Linked DNA regions of Homo sapiens: regions 1 and 2 are each linked to region 3. A link is a loop called in an ENCODE intact Hi-C map of the cell type or tissue named here. Cell type or tissue: Calu3. All regions are shown on one strand. Links, peaks and the distances in the headings refer to the core of each region. The heading gives the core; the rest is flanking DNA.

What was found. Hi-C counts contacts between places; a loop is a spot of excess contacts. Peaks named below come from ENCODE experiments on the same cell type or tissue, not always from the same donor. Only the 100,000 strongest peaks of a DNase experiment are listed, where the experiment ranks them.
Region 1: a loop joins it to region 3, with 8 times the contacts of the local background. A loop is called at or near these places in 32 of 110 quality-filtered maps.
Region 2: a loop joins it to region 3, with 12 times the contacts of the local background. A loop is called at or near these places in 5 of 110 quality-filtered maps.

What each region holds. Positions count from the first base shown.
Region 1 is chr6:95,429,594-95,435,498 of GRCh38, forward strand. No RefSeq gene overlaps it. Among named protein-coding and RNA genes, the nearest start is that of MANEA-DT, 140 kb to the right of the region's middle. In Calu3, for the core only: a CTCF peak has its summit at 2,223; a DNase peak (open chromatin) is centred at 2,228.
Region 2 is chr6:95,361,376-95,367,280 of GRCh38, forward strand. No RefSeq gene overlaps it. Among named protein-coding and RNA genes, the nearest start is that of MANEA-DT, 210 kb to the right of the region's middle. In Calu3, for the core only: no CTCF peak of the experiment used is centred there; no DNase peak of the experiment used is centred there.
Region 3 is chr6:95,863,451-95,869,355 of GRCh38, forward strand. No RefSeq gene overlaps it. Among named protein-coding and RNA genes, the nearest start is that of FUT9, 150 kb to the right of the region's middle. In Calu3, for the core only: no CTCF peak of the experiment used is centred there; a DNase peak (open chromatin) is centred at 3,491.

The sequences.
Region 1 (5,905 bases), core at 1,228-3,727, 430 kb before region 3:
AATTCACCTGTAAACAAACTGTCATGTAAATACTATGGATTTCCATTCATGAGGGAAAATGACTGAAGACACTTGCTTTTCCACTGTAAACAATTTTAAAACTGAACCAAATATGTGAACATAAAAAACCTTTTTGTTCAGTTATTGGACAAAAAAATACCCAGACTCTGATCCTTGAACTTAAGGAAACAAATGAAGTGAGCAGCACTCTCACCCTGGCCACCTTCTTAGGAACATTTTCCACCCTGGTTTAGGAAGGTGGAACTCAAGCAGTGAGCTGCAGTCTTGTTGAGCTGAGGAGGAAGAAAACAGAATGCATTAAGTTTATTTTAGAATTTTTTATTTGTTTGCTGCTTATTTTCCGCAGAATATTTTTATGAGAGAAGTGTGTATTAGTTACTGTAAGAGAGTATCTTGAAGGCAGCATCTTTGTGAAAGCAGGATTACTGAAAAGTAAGGAACAAATTAACTCATTAAAAGAAACTAGAATGGAAGCAAACGCAAGACTTAGAGTTGAAGTATATGAGTTTAGCGTATGCCATTCTCTGCCCTCTTGGCTTCTTTGTGAACCACGAAAAAAAGTACAGTGCAGGCAATGAGCGAGTCATTGCAGTTACCAGAGATGGAACATTTATTAGGACAAAGAGTGTGGGAGAAAGTCTTCAGTAAGTTGGTGATTTATTATGTATTTCTGATTTAGAATTTTATTAGTGTCACACCCAACAACAAAGTTAGCTGAGACACAAAGAAAATGAAAGAATGTGGCTGGTGTAACAGAGAGAAGGTGAAGAAAGACACGTATTAGAACAGCACAGAGCTTTGCTTAGAAAAAAAAAAAGGTGCTGGGAGGCCTGGGTTCAAAATGAGGACACACTTATCTATTTGAGAACCTAGTTAGAAGAAAGAAGACATGCCAAAGATGACTTTTTCTGACTTTATGATTTCTTGAGGTTAACTTCACTAATTATAGTAAAAATCAATGGGAGAAAAGTGAGGACTTTGAAGTCACAAATCAGTCATTACAAATCTTTTTTCATTCCCCCACCTCACAGAGGAGTTCCCTGGCTGTACAGCGCTCATAGCAGGACTGTGTCTATAGAAAGTTGTAATAAATACTCTTTGATTCAAATACAACTAAATTGAATGGATGTGAGTTGAATTGATTTGAATCAAATTAAATGAACCCAAACTGCAAGAGAAACAATTTCTAATTTAGATAATTTGAAAAAGAGTCTAGAAAATTACATAGTCTAATATCCTCTGATGAGAGATGAAGATTACAACACACTTTTAAATGAAATTCAAGAGCATGCACACCTAATTGGTGGCACACATAGGACCAAGTTCTAGTTTTCTAACTTTCTGCCCAAACTTACCTTCACTATGCCACACTATATAAGATCTTTGTGACCTACAAATATAGATAATAATAATAATAATAAAAGGTGAGTGAAGAGGAAAATAATTTTTACATCTATAACTAAAGGTTGCAGAGCTATGTTGGATGAAGAATAGATTGTGAAGACTAAAAGTCACAATTCTATAATATGGCTTTAACTTTCAAAGAAGAGGTGATTTAGACAGACTAGTTGCACATGCTTTTATAATCTGAGGAAAATTATGTTGATGCTATGAATAAACACATAGATGTATTAAAAATAAAATGAATTAATGACCTCATTGTAATTTATTCAATTATCATAATTTCTATCACTAGTGTCAAATTTTTACACAATGAACTCTGATGAAATCAGCCATAATAATTTAACTAAATTCATCATCTTCACTATTTAGGTTCAATACTGGCTGCCTTAAAATCAATCAAGATAATGTAAAAACAAAACTGAATGTGAAAATATTAGTTTGTGATAACAATAGGCAATATCCAAAATTTGTAGTGGCACAGATTAAATGTGCTTAATGGCTTGAGAAGAGATTATGACTTTAAAAGTTAATTTGTCTTTCTACTACTCCAGTTTGATGCCTTAGAAACATTTTATGAAGCAAAGTTTTTAGATTTTGTAACTCAGAAAAGGCCTATTTATATTTAAGTAGTTCTCTGAGAAGATATCAAATTTTACAACATTTTTTGTAACCATTGGGTGGATATTTCTTTATGCAGGTATTACATGTAAGGAATATTTGTACGGGAGATTTAATAAAGACAGTATTTGCAAAAAGTAATTACTTGTCAGGCTTCAGTGATTCCTAATCTGTCCACAGTGGGGCAGCACTCTACAGGAAAATTAAAATCATATCCTAAATAAAATTCTACCTGTAGTGAAGTGGTAACACAGACTGTTCTATATAATGTGATCATCACAGTTTGTGTCAGATGGGGAAAGGGAGGGTTAAACATCTAGATACAACTAACTTATACTAAAATGGTTAACACAACATAGTGCCCTCATAATTGGACTTTAAAAAATCACAACAGGACCCGACAAATATTTCTATATTGTAAATGTGTTCTGTTTTTATCTTTTTCCCAACTGAATGTTTTTTTCATAAATGTGAAACTTTAAACATTTTGCACCTGATTTAAACAACACCTGTCACTTCTTATCAGCAAACAAATTTGGTAATCAATATAAAGAAATTGTAGAAAATACTAAATCAAAAATATTATCAAATAATGGGGAGAAAAAAAGTTGTTTAAAATTTTTCTTGGGTGTTTAAAACTTTTCAAAATGTATTTGCTTTTCAATGATGTATATTTGTGTAATTGTTCTTTACTTGATAACAAATTTTGGAAATAAAAGTATCACCCATTATAAATAACATAGACAAATCTTAGCATGTCATTGAATCAAGTGTCTTCAAACATATAAAAGCCCTTTGCTGTACTCTAAGATATAATTAAGGAGCCCTAATCAAATTCAGAAATAATTTCTTTCAGAGGAAAGTCTATTCCCTATAATAATAAATAATATTATTTACTATTTTATTTAAAGATATTTTATATATATATATATATATATATATATATATATATATATATATATATATATATATATATATGGCGAGGGAGAGAAATAGAGTTTACGAACCACTTAGTGCTTACTAAGCATGAGTGTTCTCTATATTGGCTACACCACCTTACTTTCTCACCAGCAGTGTACAAGGTTTCCCTTGTTTCCCTTTTCTCCACATTCTTGCCAGCACTTGTTATCTTAGGTTCCACAGAAATTTAAAAACAGAATTACCATATGATCCAGCAATCGCACTTCTAGGTATACACCCAAAGGAATTGAAATCAGTATCCCAAAGAGATACCTGCCCTCCCAATCACTGCACCACTATTTATAATATTCAAAAAGTAGAAGTAGCCTAAATGTTCATGGATGGATGAATGAATGGATACAGAAAACATGATATATACACACAATTGAATATTTAAAAAGGAAGGAACCATTGAACATTAAAAAAGGAAGGAAATACTGCCATTTGCCACAACATAGATGAACATGGAGAATAAAATGCTAGGTGAAATAAACCAAACACCAAAGGACAAATATTGCGTGATCCCATTTATATGAGGAATCTGCAATAGTCAAATTCATAGAAGCAAATATTAGAACGGTGGTTTCCAGGGGCTGGGGGCAGGGGGAAATGGGAAGGTATTTGCCAAGGGTTATAAGTTTTAATTTCACAAGGTAAGTCCTAGATATCTACTGCACAGCATAATGTCTATAATAAACAATACTGTAATAAAAACCCAAACATTTGTTAAGAGGATATACCTTATGTTAAGTGTTCTTTATCATCATCATCATCATCACTTCATCATCATAATTAACAAAGATGATAGAAGAAAACTTCTGGAAGAGATGGATAGGTTCATGGCATAGATTGCAGTGATGGTTTCACAGGTGTATATGTATCTCCAAACTCAAGAAGCTGTATATATTAAATATATACAAGTTTTTGTATGTCAATTATAACCTCAACAAAATTGGTTTTAGACATTGTCAAGGGCTGTTCAAAACCCGTTATATATGGTATTCGTTTTGAGACTCTTCTGAGTGATTTGCACTCTTCAAATCCACTTCTGGTTTAACACAGTTTAATAGCGGCTGTCTATGCCTTTCTGCCTCTCAATATTCCTCTCTATTTTATCTAGCTACACCTATAACTCTTATCTATGGTAATCATCTAAGTTGCTAGTTTCAGTCCATCTTACTCCCAGAACTGATTCTACAACAATTCATGTCCTCCTACTACCCCTTCCTTCTTCCACAGCTGACCTACCCTGGTTTCTATACGTCTGCCCTTCTGGCCAATCCAACAATCCAACATGGGGTCCATTATATCCATTATATTTCTGATGTTTCTTTTTGTATTTTGTTTTTGTTTTTTTTTTTTGACAGAGACTTGCTCTGTCGCCAGGCTGTAGTGCAGTGGTGCGATCTCAGTCACTGCAACCTCAGTCTCCAGGGTTCAAGCGATTCTCCTGCCTTAGCCTCCCGGGTAGCTGGGACTACAGTCACCTGCCACCATGCCCAATTAATTTTTTTTGTATTTTTAGTAGAGACGAGGTTTCACCATGTTGGCCAGGATGGTCTCTATCTTCTAACCTCGTGATCCACTGGCCTTGGCCTCCCAAAGTGTTGGGATTACAGGCGTGAGCCACCGCTTCTAGCCTTCTCGTGTTTTTTAATATGTACAACATTCCTTAATGAATGAGCTGCTTTTATGAAGCTGAAACGTATCTAATAACAAAGACAAAAAGGAGAATGGATAAAGAATGTATTGAAAGGGCTGGGCACGGTGGCTCACGCCTGTAATACCAGCACTTGGGGAGGCCGAGTCGGGTGGATCACCTGAGGTCTGGAGTTCGAGACCAGCCTGGCTAACCTGGTGAAACCCCACCTCTACTAAAAATACAAAAAATTAGCCGGGCGTGGTGGTGGACGCCCGTAATCCCAGCTACTCAGGAGGCTGAGGCAGGAGAATTGCTTGAACCCGGGTAGGGGGAGAGGGGCGGAGGTTGTGGTGAGCTGAGATCGTGCCATTGCACTCCAGCCTGGACAACAAGAGAGAAACTCCGTCTCAAAAAAATAAAGAAAAAAAAAATGTACTGAAAAGGGCCGGATGCTGTGGCTCAAGCCTGTAATCCCAGCACTTTGGGAGGCCAAGACGGGTGGATCACGAGGTCAGGAGTTCAAGACCAGCCTGGCCAACATGGTGAAACCCCGTATCTACTAAAAATAGAAGAATTAGCCAGGCATGGCAGCGGGCACCTGTAATCCCGGTTACTCAGGAGGCTGAGGCTGGAGAATGGCTTGAACTCGGGAGGCGGAGATTGCCGTGAGCCGAGATCGTGCCATTGTACTCCAGCCTGAGCAACAAGAGCAAAACTCCGTCTCAAAAAAAAAAAAAAAAAGAAATCTGAATACAAACAAATGATGAAAATGTTATTCAAAAAACATTGGCAAGTGGAGTTTAGCAATATATTAAATACACTGAAGAAAAGTAGCATTTTTATCTAGAAATGCAAAACGGTTTAATATTTAGAAATCTATTAACATAATAAAATATGTTAAAATTCTATAGTAAATTAAAGGCAACAAATTGCATCAGCTCAAACATCAAATACATTTCCATTTTAGTCAAGAACAAGACAGCCAAAGCTTTTGCATCATTTAGCGGTGTTTTTTATGTGCTAGTCAAGAAAAGACTTGGAACAAAACATCATTAATATTAACAGATGATTTGACATTTCCTAACAAACCCAGAAGAATCAACCAATAAACTATTAAAAATTTAATAAGCATTTTTCCAGTATTTCAAAATAAATTAGATAAAATTTAAAATTAGACACTTTAATGATAGCAACAAATATGTCAACTTTTGATGAATTAACCTAACATGAAACTTTGACATTAAAAAGCACTGATAAATG
Region 2 (5,905 bases), core at 1,931-4,430, 500 kb before region 3:
TCCCTCAGTTTTTATTGATTATTATCTTCATTATTTCAGCATAAAGGAACGTAGTAGGAGGGCAGGGTGATAATAAGGAGAAAAACATGTGAGCAATAGAATCTACATCATAATTAAGTTCAAGGGAAGGTACTATGACTGGACGTACACGTAAGCCAGATTTATATTTCTCTCCACCCAAACATCTCAGTGGAGTAAAGAATAACTAGTCAGCATTGCTGCAAACATGTCTCACCTCCCACCATAGGGCGGTTTTTCTCCTATCTCAGAATTGAACAAATGTACAATCGGGTTTTATACCGAGACATTCAGTTCCCAGGGGCAGGCAGGAGAGAGTGGCCTTCCTCTATCTCAACTGCAAGAGGCTTTCATCTCTTACTAATCCACCTCAGCACAGACCCTTTACGGGTGTCGGGCTGGGGGACGGTCAGGTCTTTCTCATCCCACGAGGCCATATTTCAGACTATCACATGGGGAGAAACCTTGGACAATACCCCGCTTTCAAGGGCAGAGGTCCCTGCGGATTTCCGCAGTGCATTGTGCCCCTGGTTTATTGAGACTAGAGAATGGCAATGGCTTTTACCAAGTATACTGCTTGTAAACATTTTGTTAACAAGGCACGTCCTGCACAGCCCTAGATCCCTTAAACCTTGATTTCATACAACACATGTTTTTGTGAGCTCCAGATTGGATCAAAGTGGTTGGGTCAAAGTGGCTGGGGCAAAGCTACAAATTAACAACATCTCGGCAAAGCAATTGTTCAAAGTACAGGTCTTTTTCCAAATGGAGTCTCTTATGTCTTCCCTTTCTACATAGACACAGTAACAGTCTGATCTCTCTTTCTTTTCCCTACACTAGCCACCCAAGAAAATAAACTGAAAGCTATTAGAATTAACAAGAGGGTTCAGTAGAGCAGCAATGTAAAAAAAAGAAGAAATTAATAGCTTTTCTTCAGACCAGCATAAACCAGTTGGATAATATAATAAGAACATAGAACACAACAAAACTTAACTGAGACATTTAATATATGGACAGAAAAAAAATGAAGCATCATTATATACTTGAATTGAAAAAGAAAATACTATAAATTAAAATTCTTACATTAATTCGCTAGTTTAGGGCAATACCAAATAAGAACCAACAAATGGTACTTTTAAAACTTGAGGAGTTTTGACTTCTAAAATGGCAGAGTAAGACCTCTGAAAATCTACTCCTCTATGAAAGCAACAGAAACACATGCAAAAACTATCAAAATCAACTTTTCCTGAACTCTAGACATTAATCAAAGTGTTGTAACAATTTGAGAAGTGTTTACACAAGAAGAAAATGGCTGAATATGTAAGAATATTGCAATTTATGGCATTTTAACTTTCCCTAATCTCATCCCTCTCTCTTCAGCTTCAAGATAACCCTAGAAATCAAGTCTTTCAGCCAGGTGTGATAGTTTTCATGTGTAATCCCAATTACTCAGAAGACTGAGGCAGAACCCAGGATTTAGAAGCTACAGTAAGCTATGATTACACCTTTGAACTCCAGAACTCCAGCCTGAACAATAAACTGAGACTTTTTCTCACAATAATAAAAAGAAAAAATAAATCGAGAAGCTAGTCTTCTTACAGTAGCACAATTCACAGTTGCAATTGATGTGGAACCAACCTAACCGCCCATTGACTAATGAGTGGATAAAGAAAATGTGGAATATGTACACCATGAAATACTACTCAGCCATTAAAAAGAATGAAATAATGTCCTTTGCAGCAACTTGGATGGAGCTGGAGATCATTATTCTAAGTAACACAGGAGTAGAAAACCACTTATAAGCTTATACGTGGGAGATAAGCTATGAGTATGCAAAGGCATACAGAGTGATATGATCGACTTCAGAGACTTAGAATGGGAAGGGTGGGAGAGAAGTTAAGGATAAAAAACTACACATTACATTACTACATTACTACACAATGTATGCTACTCGGGTGACCAGTGCACTAAAATCTCAGAACTGACCACTATATAATTCATCCATGTAACGAAAAATCATTTGTACCCCAAAAGATATTTAAATAATTTTTTTTAAAAAAAGAAATCTAGTCTTCCAAATGCAATAGCTATTAAAACCAGCAGTTTGGCAGCCACTAAGTGAGGCAGAATAAGGTAGGAACTCCCTAGAAGTCCTGTCTGCAGAGATTTGTCACTACTTTACGTGTCTGGCAGCTTGTTAGAAAGCACTATTCTCAGGTTTTGTCTTTATCTGACCTTAGTTGGAGCTCTCGCTGTTTGTGAAGAGCCCTCTTCTCAGGATTTTGCCAAAAATAATCAACAGCAATTGTTTAACATCACAGCTGCCTAATGTGGCTTTATTTGTTGGGAGGAACAAGAACTTGACCAAAATACAAAAGAAAATACTGAGGACTGACATGATCATAAGAAACTTTGCAAAGCTAAACATAACCAAGAAATCTAGGAGGCTACACACATACTCAGGACTGTGCACATGCCCAGGAAAGGACTGAGACAATACTGTCAATCACAATATTAGTAGAGCTGTTGACAATTAAAACAAAAAAATGAAGCCTAACATTTTAATTTAACTTTTAATAAATATTCCATGTTTATTAAAAATATATTTGGTTTTAAAAAATTATTGGTGGCGTCTATAGAAGACATACTTTTCTAATATATATTTCTTAGGAGTTGCTGTATTTTGCTCATAATATTTACATTATTAGCATGCTAGTCCTGAAGAAATAGAAGAAGTATACCATTGTTGAGTTTTGAGTAGTGAATCTTCCATTAAATTGTTTTCCCTGAATAAATAACTAGCCTGAAACCACTAGAGGGCAAGCTTTACGTTATAATGAAACAAGAATCACTTTCACATCCATAGTAATAGCACACATTTAAGGTGTGCTATTCTCAAAATGACTATTTTGAGAATAGAAATCTAATTTCTGTATAACTAACTTTTTTCTTTAAGAGGTAAATAAAGGTAAAATCACATTTTATATATATTCCTAAATTTAGCTACTCAAGAGCAGTAATTTTTAAACTTTAACATGGCAATTTTTTAGAATCAGTATTAGACGTATGAGTCACATGCAATTCCGCATCTTCATAAAATGATATTCAATATCAAACAAATACTGTTTCCTAGTTATTAATTTACAAATAAGTTACTGATTAAACTAATCTGTGTGCTTCCTATTCCCTGACCCCTAAATAAGGCAAAAGGAATTCAGCCTAAAACTTTGGCACCTAGGCTTAAGAGAAAATCTCTGTATATGGCACAGAGTTCTTTTTGTCATTGCAAAAATATTTGAAAATGATAATTCATTGATAGGTCACACCATAGCATGTGTGTGTTATACATTTCATGAAATTCCTATTTTGCTATGAAAATCTGATAATTAGCTAAACTGACAGTCAATCTAATCTTGGCACAAATATGTATATAATGACCTATGTTAACAAATATCCTGTAGTTTTTTCTCTGTTCCCTGGGTGTGCTCTGCTGCTCAGGAAAACATGGATCATTAGACAAGCACATTTGATAATTTGTAGCAAGTATTGAGCACTTAACATTTAAATTGTATTATGTAACTTGCTCATAGACACAAAGTTGGTGAGTGGTTGAGCCTGGATTACACTGATACCTGACACTTTCTTCTGAAGTGGTAGTTATATTCCAAGTAAATCTTTAAGGTTCAAATAACACAAAAAGAAGTACTAGCTAGTTGAATCAGATTGTAGTTTGGGAAAGGATGGTGTCAGACTAAGGGGTGGCTGTATTAGGCCCTTCTTGCGTTGCTATAAAGACATTTCTGAGACTTAGTAATTTATAAGAAAAGAGGTTTATCATTCCATCCCTGGCCCTTCCCAAATCTCATGTCCCTCTCATATTGCAAAATACAATCATCCCTTCTCAGTAGTCCCCACAAAGTCTTAACTCATTCCAGCATTAACTCAAAAATCCCAAGTCCCAAATCCAAACTCTTATCTGTAAATGAGTTCCTTCTACCTATGAGCTTGTGAAATCACAGCAAGTTATATACTTCCAAGATACAATGAGGTATAGGCATTGGGTAAACATTCCCATTCCAAAAGGGATAAATTGACCAAAAGAAAGGGGCTACAGAACCCATGCAAATTCGAAACCCAGCAGGGCAGTCATTAAATCGTAAACCTCCAAAGTAATCTCCTTTGACTCTGTTTCACATCTAGGGCACACTGCTGCAAGGGGTGGGCTTTCAAGGCCTTGGACAGCTCTGCTCCTGTGACTTTGCATGTTCAGCTCCCAGGGCTGCTCTCATGGGTTGGAGTTGAATGCCTGTGGCTTTTCCAGATGCAGGGTCCATAATGCTAATGGATATAGCATTCTGGGTTCTGGAGGACAATGCCTCCCTTCTCACAGCTACACTAGGCAGTGCCTTATTAGGGACTCTGTATGGAGATTGCAACTCCACATTTTCCTTTCAACTTCCCTAGCAGAGGTTTTCTGTGAAGGCTTCCCCACTGCAGCAGGCACTTGCCTGGGCACCAAAGCTTTCTCATAAATCTTCTGAAATCTGGGTGGAGGCTACCAACCGTTCTTCACTCTTGTATTCTGTGCACCTACAGGCTTAATGCCACATAGAAGCTGCCAAGGCTTATGGCTCGCATTCTCCAAAGTTGCAACTCAAGCTATACCCGAGTCTCTTAGAATCCTAGCTGGAGCTAGAGTAGGCATATATGTGGAGCAGTGTCTTGGGATGCACAAAACAGTGGGACTTTAGGCTGGGCCATGAAACCATTCAGTCTTTATAGGCTTCAGGGCCTGCAATGGAAAGGGCTGCCTGGAAGATCTCTGAAATGCATTTGAGGCCTTTTAACCATTGTTTTGTTTATTACCATTTGGCTCTGTTTTAGTTAACCAAATTTCTCTAGCATGAGGTTGATCCACAGCCTGCTTAAATTCCTCTTCCAAAAGAGCTTTTCCTTTCTCTGCTATATGGCCAGGGGCAAATTGTTTAAACTTTTACACTCTGCTTCCTGTTTAAATATAAATTCCAACTTTAAGTCATTCATTTGTTCCTAAATCTGAGCATAGGTTGTTAGAAGCAGCCAGACTATATCTTGAACACATTGCTGCTTAGAAATTTCTTCTGCCGGATATCCTAGGTCATCATATCTCAAACTCAAACGTCCACAGATGCGTAGGGCATGAACAGAATGCAGTCAATTTATTTGCTAAGGCATAACATGCATGACCTTTGCTCCAGTTCTCAATAAGTTCCTTGTATCCATCTGAGATCTCTACAACTTGGATTTTATTGCCCATATCACTATCAGTATTTTGGTCACAACCGTTTAACCAGTCTCTAAGATGTTCCAACCTTTCTGTCTCTTTCTGTCTTCTTCTGAGCCCTCTAAGCTATTCCAACCTCTGCCCATTACCCAGTTCCAAAGTTGCTTCTACATTTTCAGGTCTTTACAGAAATCCCCCACTCCTCAGTACCAATTTTCTGTATTAGTCCATTCTTGCATTGCTATAAAGAAATACCCTAGACTAGGTAATTTATTTTTAAAAAGGTTTACATTGGTTCATGGTTCTGCAGACTGCACAGGAATCATAGTGGCATATGCTTCTGGGGAGGCCTGAGCTTACAATTATGGAGTAAGGGAAAATGGGACCAGGTACATCACATGGAAAGAGAGAGGAGAGACTCTGCAGGGGAGGAGAGGTGACACACATTTTTACATGACCAGATCTCCCCAGAACTCAGAGTGAAAGCTCATTTATCACCAAAGGGTTGGGCTAAGCCATTCAAGAGGGATCCACCCCTATGATCCCAACACCTTCCACTACTTCCCACTTCCAACACTGGGGATTAGAATCCCACATGAGATTTGGGCAGGGACATATATTCAA
Region 3 (5,905 bases), core at 2,000-4,499:
TCCATCTTGAATTAATTTTTGTATAAGGTGTAAGGAAGGGATCCAGTTTCAGCTTTCTACATATGGCTAGCCAGTTTTCCCAGCACCATTTATTAAATAGGGAATCCTTTCCCCATTGCTTGTTTTTGTCAGGTTTGTCAAAGATCAAATAGATGTAGATATGCGGCATTATTTCTGAGGGCTCTGTTCTATTCCCTTGATCTATATCTCTGCTTTGGTACCAGTACCACGCTGTTTTGGTTACTGTAGCCTTGTAGTATAGTTTGAAGTCAGGTAGCATGATGCCTCCAGCTTTGTTCTTTTGGCTTAGGATTGACTTGGCGATGCGGGCTCTTTTTTGGTTCCATATGAACTTGAAAGTAGTTTTTTCCAATTCTGTGAAGAAAGTCATTGGTAGCTTGATGGGGATGGCATTGAATCTATAAATTACCTTGGTCAGTATGGCCATTTTACCCTAACATCACAATTAAAAGGACTAGAAAAGCAAGAGCAAACACATTCAAAAGCTAGCAGAAGGCAAGAAATGACTAAAATCAGTGCAGAACTGAAGGAAATAGAGATACAAAAAACCCTCCAAAAAATTAATGAATCCAGGAGCTGGTTTTTTGAAAGGATCAACAAAATTGATAGACCGCTATCAAGACTAATAAAGAAAAAAAGAGAGAAGAATCAAATAGACGCAATAAAAAATGATAAAGGGGATATGACCACTGATCCCACAGAAATACAAACTACCATCAGAGAATACTACAAACAACTCTATGCAAATAAACTAGAAAATCTAGAAGAAATGGATAAATTCCTCGACATATACAGTCTCCCAAGACTAAACCAGGAAAAAGTTGAATCTCTGAATAGACCAATAACAGGATCTGAAATTGTGGCAATAATCAATAGCTTACCAACTAAAAACAGTTGAGGACCAGATGGATTCACAGCAGAATTCTACCAGAGGTACAAGGAGGAACTGGTACCATTCCTTCTGAAACTATTCCAATCAATAGAAAAAGAGGGAATCCTCCCTAACTCATTTTATGAGGCCAGCATCATCCTGATACCAAAGCCAGGCAGAGACACAACTAAAAAAAGAGAATTTTAGACCAACATCCTTGATGAACATTGATGCAAAAATCCTCAATAAAATACTGGCAAACTGAATCCAGAAGCACATCAAAAAGCTTATCCACCATGAGCAAGTGGGCTTCATCCCTGGGATGCAAGGCTGGTTCAATATATGCAAATCAATAAATGTAATCCAGCATATAAACAGAACCAAAGACAAAAACCACATGATTATCTCAATAGATGCAGAAAAGGCCTTTGACAAAATTCAACACCCCTTCATGCTAAAAACTCTCAATAAATTAGGTTTTGATGGGACATATCTCAAAATAATAAGAACTATTTATGACAAACCCACAGCCAATATCATACTGAATGGGCAAAAACTGGAAGCATTCCCTTTGAAAACTGGCACAAGACAGGGATGCCCTCTCTCACCACTCCTATTCACCATAGTGTTGGAAGTTCTGGCCAGGGCAATTAGGCAGGAGAAGGAAACAAAGGGTATTCAATCAGGAAAAGAGGAAGTCAAATTGTCCCTGTTCGCAGATGACATGACTGTATATCTAGAAAATCCCATTGTCTCAGCCCAAAATCTCCTTAAGCTGATAAGCAACTTCAGCAAAGTCTCAGGATACAAAATCAATGTACAAAAATCACAAGCATTCTTATACACCAACAACAGACAAACAGAGAGCCAAATCATGAGTGAACTCCCATTCACAATTGCTTCAAAGAGAATAAAATACCTAGGAATCCAACTTACAAGGGATGCGAAGGACCTCTTCAAGGAGAACTACAAACCACTGCTCAATGAAATAAAAGAGGATACAAACAAATGGAAGAACATTCCATGCTCATGGGTAGGAAGATTCCACATTTCTACAAAAAAGGACCATTAGCTCTTGAATGAGGTAAGAAACACAATAAAAATAATTTAAGGAATGCATATATGTTCATTTTTATTTCTCCTGAAACACTCATCTCAAACTGAAGAGTTCAGGTTGGTTTTCTCCAATTGGTTTGTTTTCTCACAATGCATTTGCCTATCTCTCTTTACTTCTCACCTACTTAAATGCTTGTTATTTTTAAAAATCCTAAGTTAATTTCCCCTATCTTCATTTGTTAGGTATGTCAAGGTTTTCCCACCACCTTACAAACTCCAACACAAATTATATTCATTGAGCTTTTCTCAGCTCTATATAGTCAATTAATTTTTATAAATCTATTTTATCTCTCCAACTAAATCATAAGTTTTTACAAATTTAGGACCTTGTGTGTTCTTCTGTTCACTATATTGAAAATATATTCAATGATTCATTGATTGATTGATCGGATTGCCTAAGAGAATAGGCATCTTTATTTAGTGCTATACAATTTTATTTATTTACAAGTGATAAAGTGCCTATAATATAAATATTAAAGTAATAGGCAATATAATTTGCTATTAAATAGCTTTTAATAAGATACAATTCATGGTCTTGATTCTAAAAACACACTTTCCTGAAAAAGAGGTGATTGTGCAATACTTTTTAATATGACATAGAATGATTCATTTAACAGGTAATATGTTGGCCTTGAGGCTTGGTGCACAAGGATGGACTCAGAATAGGGACCTAGGAGAAATAAATTCTAATCTCTGCCCCCTTCAGATACCATGATTTGGGAATTTGGAAAATTTGTTAAGAGTCTTTAACCTTTTATGGGCTTTATTTCCTTATCTATAATATGAAAATAGATTAGAAAAATCTCTAAATTTACTTTTAGTATAAAATTACATGTTACCTGTATACACTGGTGAAATAAAATTGTTTGAGCTCCTTTTCATATAAAGCCTCTATGTTGAAACTTTCATGTGAAACCTTGAAATTGCTTTAAGAAAAACTCACTATACTTTATTACATTCCCCCATTTAGCCAAACACTTAACATGTATGAATTAGTAAAGTCATGATTCATAATTTTCTTTATATTAACAAAAAAGTAGATTTAAAAAATAGTATGTTAAAGGTAAAACTGCCACACGAAGTTGGAAGATGACTAATTTATTTGTGATATTTCACTTTTTAATTGGAGATACTATATATGAGTATCCCCACAAGGTGCGTGACCCAATACCTATCACTTTCTTCCTTTTTTTCTACTGTCTTATTCATAAACATGCCTTAAACACTGAAAATTAAGGGTACAAATGCAGACATACATACGTAATAGGCAAGTGATAAAAGCATTTAACATTTTAAACATAAATTATCAAAATTTATAATTAGAAAATCCACATGAAAGCTAACTGTATGTATTATAGATGAAAATAGATTTACCTCATGAGTTTTAACCATCCTTTCTTGCCTTTATTTATGAGGTGTCTCTTAGCCTAATAAAAATGTCAGTATATGCATGTGGTGCTGACATCTGCTGGCAGAGATGGTCGGCAACAATATGTGACCCCGACAAGTAGACCTACAGAGGCAGGTGTGGAGCGCCTAACGTAAAAAAGTGTTTAAGACATATTTATATTTTCATGAATTCTAATATGGTGTAGAGAAGTGTCATGTCAAGTAAATTTCGTTTCCGAATATTGACTCTAAGAATGCAATGCCCGTGGGCAAGTCATTTGACCACACTGGGTCTGGATGCATTCTGTTTGTTCCAGCTCTAATACTTGATTTGACTTTCACAGGTTGTTACCTTTATATAATCTTCATTGTGGTGTCCTATTTAAGGAAAGGAAGTCAGACTGGTGGGAGCAGGGGAAAGCAGAAAGAAGAAGCAGATTAGCTACAAGTCTGCCTTACTTCACGGTCCCGGACACATAGCCCTCCTGCGCAAATAATTCACAATCTTTCTGCGCCCAGTTATCACCAGACCCTTGGCTGATACAAAAAAAAAATTCAGGTTAGCTCACTACAACCTTGGAGTTATCAGTATTGCACAAAGCCCTCCACAGCATGCGGCATAAATAGTATCCTGTAAAATCTCCAGCAAGCCTTTGTTTCCTCATAGTCAGCTCCTCTTCTGCTGATCCTGCCTGTTGCTCCCTTGTAACATACTTTCATACTTTCATACTTTCTCTAATAAACCTCTCTTTATCTACAACTGTCTTGGTAAGTTGTTTTACCCTCATGCCATGGGCTCAAATAGACATAGCTCCCCTGTGACATTCATCATGATTTTATAATAATTCAGAAACATACTGTAGAATTAATTTTTAAGTGTTTACAATAGACCAAGAGCTGAATGGATTCAAATTAAATATATATTAGTATCAAGCTTTCACCTACTGATAAAAAAATAAAGGAGTCTAAGATTTCTTTTAAAAAAAAACAAAGCTTAGCTCATTAAATATTTCCAAGCATCAAAACCAGAGATAAGGTATTCATGTAGGAAAAGTATTAAATATAGTATCAAAAGTTCTGGTTTTTCTATTTTGGGAAAAGCCAGCTTAACATCTCTAAAATACCTAAAATGAGCTCCATACCTAAAAATGGAGATAATATACTCACCTCACAGTAGTATTTTAAGGATTAAATGAGAAATGCAGTCAATGATTATTATTAAACTATAAAGATCTTTATAAATGTATAATAATATCATACTTTAGTTACATTATATATCTTTCTTGTACATCTGTTATATAGCAATAATAGCTGAGAGCCTACAGATAATTTCATCTTAGTTGAAATTTTATTTAAAAATTTATAGTAAAAAATCTAAAATTAATAGTCTACTCAATTTAAAAGACCCAAATGTTTTGGAAGGCTCACATGAGTCTAATTTTGTATCTCAAGATTGACTTAATAGAGTAGATGCCACTAAGAACATAGATTTGTAAATAATTCATATTTCTGAGAGTAGTTGTTATATAATAAATACTTAATCATCTTACACATTTTTCCTTATTTTATTAGTTAGTTTTTATTTTATCTATGCATCATGTCACTATTATAAATAATACACTGAGCTAGATGCTCAGATGACAGGGAGAAAATGGAAAGTGGAAAAAAACATATCACAGTCACTGGCCTTCACAGATTTTTAATTTTCATGGAAAGATAGACATTCCAAATGAAACATATGACGTAAAAGGATTTTAAGGAAAATGCTGAGTACAATGTAGAATTAACCAATTCAAAATCTCAAATCAAAAAATGTTATCATGTGGCCTTATTTAAACTTGGGCCCCAGTAGCAAGATTTAGGACAGGACAGACCTTCTGAGGCCAGGGGTTTCAGCACAGGGTGAATAGAGGCTACCACGCCAGGACTTGGCCAGGACTAGGAAGAGGCAGAACAGAAAATGTTAGATACAGAAATCTGAATAGTTAGGAGAGGAGCTGCAGGTTACTAGGAGGGAGGGTAATGATAGAAGACACAATGTTCAAGTACAATACAGGCAGGTCTGGTGAGCAAGGGTTTCAGAAAAAGTATGAGGCTATGGAGCAAAGCTGCAAATATTCAACAGATGATCTGACTAAAAATTTTTAAAAAACAAACTTTATTGGGTGAAAAATAGAAAGTTTGAATACATTAATTAATTAGTTATCTATTCCACATTTGCCTCGTATACCTGAACTTGATAAAAAAGAATGAATATGAAACAGATCTTTCCATTGAATAATTTATTATATGAACGTGTATTGAAAAGCTCTAATTTAAACCAGGTATGTGGTGGGCACAGCTAGAATAAATGGTAGACGTGATATTCACTCTCACGGAGTTTACATCTAGATGACTGAACACAAATACTTGAATGGAAATAATTGTTAATGAAAACATGTGAACTGCCATAAAAAGGAGAATGAAGTATTGAGAAAAATCAAATGGAGAAGTATGTCAGGTATTTGG